Regions from separate parts of the Homo sapiens genome. Here region 2 is linked to region 1. Evidence: chromatin loops called from intact Hi-C (ENCODE). Cell type or tissue: CD4-positive, alpha-beta T cell. All regions are shown on one strand.

The links. A loop is a pair of places that touch in the nucleus more often than their neighbours do. Peaks named below come from ENCODE experiments on the same cell type or tissue, not always from the same donor. Only the 100,000 strongest peaks of a DNase experiment are listed, where the experiment ranks them.
Region 2: a loop joins it to region 1, with 14 times the contacts of the local background. A loop is called at or near these places in 7 of 110 quality-filtered maps.

The regions. Positions count from the first base shown.
Region 1 is chr11:31,105,951-31,108,450 of GRCh38, reverse strand. DCDC1 (doublecortin domain containing 1) reads left to right here. Exons shown (of 39, transcript NM_001387274.1): 13 at 1,491-1,654. Among named protein-coding and RNA genes, the nearest start is that of DCDC1, 260 kb to the left of the region's middle. RefSeq lists a silencer at 1,182-1,361. In CD4-positive, alpha-beta T cell, no CTCF peak of the experiment used is centred here; a DNase peak (open chromatin) is centred at 1,260.
Region 2 is chr11:32,296,286-32,298,785 of GRCh38, reverse strand. No RefSeq gene overlaps it. Among named protein-coding and RNA genes, the nearest start is that of WT1-AS, 140 kb to the left of the region's middle. In CD4-positive, alpha-beta T cell, a CTCF peak has its summit at 947; no DNase peak of the experiment used is centred here.

The DNA of each region.
Region 1 (2,500 bases):
CAAGAGCTGAAACCACACAAAAATAAATGTAGGGCTTTAGAAATACAATCTATAGATTTCAAAATATGTTTGCCATTTCCATGGAAAAATAACCAAGGCAATATAGATTTTTACTATTCTAACACCTTTGCCTCTTATACACCTAAAGAGGAGAGTAATGATCATTTTTAATTCAAAGGAATTGGCTATGCTGGATGGGAAGTATTAATGCCTTTCCAATGCTCAAGACTAAAAATCTTCAGCTAATGAAAACACTAAGTTGGAGATACTATTACGTATCTCTAAGTAGGACAAAGCCTAATACTTAGATCCTATACATGCAGTTTCTGGTCAAAAGAAATATTTGCTCAGTCAAGAGTTTACAGCCAATCGTGAGACACCTGAGATGCATGGAAGACCTGTGACTTTCCCTTCTTTCCTCTAAGCCTCAGCATTTAGCACTTCTCAATATACCCTCAATGGGGATTAATAGAGGAGCAAAAAAGAAAAGAAAAGAAAGGACCCTGAACTGCAGTTAGGCCAGAAAAGACCACAGCTATATCTACATCCCTGCAGGGATTACAGGATAACAAGAAACCGAGAGACACAAGAACTGACAAGGGAGAGATGAAAAGGAACCCCGTGACAGAAGGCTGGGGGAAGAGTGATGGATAGGGTGGAGTGCAGAGCAAGGAAGAGCAAAGGCTGAAACACTTAAACAAAGGTGACAGAGGATAATGAAAAATGTCTTTTCAAATACCATATGCAGCACAGTTCTGTTAGATTTACTTTATATTTGAAATATGCCCTAAATTAGAAATATCTTGATAATTTAGAGACTCTAAATGCAAGATAGAAGCAAACACTGATAATGCTATTATCTTAAATATTAAATGACAGCTTTTCATACTTCACACTTCCATGATGTCTTTCTTACAACTTAAAAACATTCATTATTGAAGATGTCCACAAGCTATTTCAGGGTTCATAATTAAAATGCTTCTAGGGAGAGATCTTTGTAAGTGAACCAACTTAGGCTAAAAGTCATTTTAATTTTGGCAGTTGTCCTACTACTGGTTACCTGAGATTTGCTGGGGACAGGGAGATTGGTGATTGTGAAACTTGAACGTGGTCTGGAAGGCCCCTAACAAAATGTGTAGCTCAGACAAGAAAAGCGTAACCCTTATCAAAGAGGACCGTTACCATGTGTAGAAGCTAAATGCTCTTTCTGTAAGACTGTCACATCTGCTTTCAGTCCCCGTGCCAAAGGGTCAGAGCTCAATCACAAGCCTGTGGCCCCCCCTGCTGGTTAAAAGCCCATGCTCATTTTGTTACTTTACACTGAGCTAAACATTGCCGTCATTTCACACTTCTTTTAACATTCTATATGAATTTAATTATCATTTGTTTGGACTTCATTTGTTACAGAGTAGAGACAGTTTATTACAGATGTTCCCATTTTAGGTTATTTATTCTCCTCTATCCCCTCTGCCCCTCTAACCCCCAACCAGTTACTTCTCAAGATTCATCAAAGGCTTCAAGGTTCTTCCATCAACCCACCAGGCCTCAATTATTCTTCAATGCGGCTTTTTGATGAGAATGGCCAAGAAATTAAGAATCCACTTTCGCTGAAGAATGAGCAAAAAATTTGGGTCTCTTATGGTAGAGCATACAGGTAGGAGCAAGGGGTTTGTTTTCTGTCCTCAATCTTTCCAGGGGAGAGCTAATTTGAAAGCGGATTTGAGAAGTCAAGTAGCACCCTTCATGAAACATTTTTTATTTTGAATTCCAATAAAATTTTAGAGGTGTTTTTGCAAGGCAGTATTGTTGGTGGAATATGACATCTCCTTCTCTCTCTCTATCTCTGTCTGTGACTTTCTGTCTTAATGCCTTGTCATAGTTCTTGAAGTCTGCCTGTCAGCACAGCAAGAGGGATTTGTTCATGTCTGAGTAGTCACCTTAATGATAGCAGATGGAAACGCCACGGGGGGCCCAAGCCCATCACACTGTCATTGTCGCACACTGCCCTGACCTGCTTCCACTCCTCTATTTTTTTTGTCCCTTTTTAAAGGAGAAATGGATGGTAATTGAAAAGGATCTTAAGCAAGATTTATGAAGCTGTAGACAACATGATTCCCCACTATCTCTCTATGTTTTCACAAATAAAGTCTTAACCTTTTAAGCACCAATGACAGGACAGCTAAAGATAAATTGGTAAAGCTTGTAAGCCCTATCCTATCAAAGTTATATTCCTCAAAAGCACCTTACATTATCCCACAATAATTACTGGTTATTGCTGAGCATTGTGTAAATTTTTGTAGATTGGTAAATTCCTGCATAAAATTATCTGTGTTTCTGAAGAAAGAAAAAGGCTGCAGTATATAGGCACTGATGAGCTGGGCTGTTGTTTTCAATATCTAGGAAATTTATGCATATTTTGACAGAACACATCCAGATGAACTCTGAAACTGCTTGTCAGGAAACTTAAACACACTTCTCTATTTTTAATTTTTTTAGCTTA
Region 2 (2,500 bases), 1.2 Mb before region 1:
CTTACAGCAACTCCATTTACCTTCATTTATGGGGGATAATGCTATCCATTTTGTAGGATTATTGGGAGGATAATGCTTGGCACATAGTAAATGCTCAAGGAATATTCTTTATGACTTTTATCCCCCACCCCAACCCCCTGCCATAGCCTTTCCTCCTTCCCTTGCTTTCTCATACACCTCTGGAAGGCCCTCCCTGCTACCCTTTGCCATCTACCCCCATGAAGACCCAGTAGGCTCAGCTATTTTATGGAAACTTCTTCAGGAAGTTCATTGATTCAGCCTTTGTTTGGAGTTTGATGGTTGGCTGGGGGCTTTTAGGTTCTGGGAGACTCATTTGCTGAACACATTCTCCCAAGGCTGTGTGTAGCTTCCCCCTTGATACCTATCTGGGGCCAGAGCTGATCTATCAATTCTTTATTAAGAACAGTTATTTTTTATTTATGATGCTTGTGGGTTCATTAAAAATGGCACTCCCTGTTGGGGATAGCAGCGAAGCTTTTAGCCAGTTTTTATCAGGTTGTTAGAGTAGATATGAATATTTTAATAGAGAGAAAGAGCAAAGCCTTCAACAAACTTAATTTGTTCTAGAATTTAAGTGACAGGCTTAACAGGGGTGCCTAGTAATTCAGTATAATCAGCCCAGATAGTGGAATAAAGAACACAATTAAATGGACCAGGGAGCTTTTCCAGGGGGTTTTTACCCCCCTGAGCAGCTGTAAATCACTATATCCCTGGATCCTTTTAGGCCATGTAAGATCTAGCATAGCCACAGGCAGCTTCTAGGCCCCATTACGTTCCCAAGGAAGCCAGGAGAGTGTTTTTGTAGATTCCATTTTAACATTTATAGAATTCTTTTCCCAAGATGCTGATCTTATTAAATTATGTACAAAAAGATGGATAAGCCAGGCCACTGCTGTCCGTCAAAAGCATATTTGAGGCCTCCATCTTGATTGCAATCATAGAGATTCTGGCGAGTTTCTTCATGTAGTTTAAAAAAGTATCCACTTGGGGGAGCTTTATGATTGACTTTTAATATCCATATCAGATTTTATGTGCAACGTGAGATCCAGATGACTGCTCCCCAACACCCACTGCACTGACAAGCTAGTGAAGCAAGCAATGGTTGCAGAAATACAGTGATAAATCAGTGTGAGTGGCTTTACTTTATTGGCAATTCCTCCCTCTGGATTTTCAAGTTAGTCTTGATTTTTTAAAAGCTTTCCCTTCAAACTAAAATAGTTTAATAAAGACACAGTAAAGAATAGCAGTACTTTCTGTTGTTTCCTGGACAAGTATTCTGCATATATATTCAGACATCAGATGCACACTTAAGTAAGTGCATGTCTCAGTTAAACAGCCAAAGCACTGGAAAAATCTCCTTTGAAGTTTTATGAACATGGTCAATTGCAAGGAAGATAAAATCATAAAACCAAATGTCTGAGCAGGGAATGCTATTTTCTAGTGTATTCACCATGTAACTCTCCATCGCCCTTTCTTTCTCCCAAATAGATGGGGCATGGAGAGGTCTAATGAAGGGCAATCCATTGCTGCCCGGGCATAAGTCCAGGTTCCAGATGGTCTTTAGGTCTACCCAGATTTGGACAGTTTTGAAATAATGGAAAGCGAGTTAGGGTTCCTAATTAGGACATTTATAGAGAATGTTTTCACAATATGGATGCACAATTAACCTCTTTTACTATGGACTAAAATGAAACCAATTAGAAAACCACATATACAAGTGTGCCTCTATGTGTCCACCTGCCCACATAGAGGGAGCTGGAAAGTGTTTCTTAGAAGGAGATGGCTTGGTTACTGTATAAACCTCAGTCTCACTCTGTTCTCTTCTCTTTCTCCTTTGTCCTCTTCTTTTGAGTTGCTGGAGCATCATAGAGTCTCCTGTCATTTGCTTGGTGTCCAGTGATTATGTTCATATGGCTTTGCTATCTTGACAAAGCGTCTTTCTTATTTTTTCTGCTCTCTTTCTGGAAGAGGAAGGAAGAGTCCTTCTGGGCCACTTTTCAGCCTTTTGTCCTGTTGATGAACATCCCGGCATCTGAGCAGCTCCTATTTCTTTCTGCATTTGCTTCCTTTGATGCCATTCCCTCCCACTTCAGGGGACTCAGTCTCACCTTGCTGCATCTCTGTCTCTCTTATTGGACAGCCTGATTGTCTCCACACAAGCGTCACACTCTCTGTTGTCATCTGCCCTATGAGGACAAATTGCAGATACCTGCTCCTGCAAAGATCAACCGCCTGCCCTACCCACTTGCTCACCATCTTCATTGGTCACATCGATCTTTCACTGTCTGCTCAATGGAGAAGAAATGTCATTTCCTCAGGAATCCTGTGCTTCCTACCAGGAAGACATTTATTCAAGGAACAAAAAAGCTCCACACTCCTATTTTCATGGTATTTTCTGGCCTTTTTGCTTAATGCAGTGGTTTTCAAGCTTTCTCTTTTTAACCACAGATGCTATGATTTAATTCTTAGAACTAAGTCA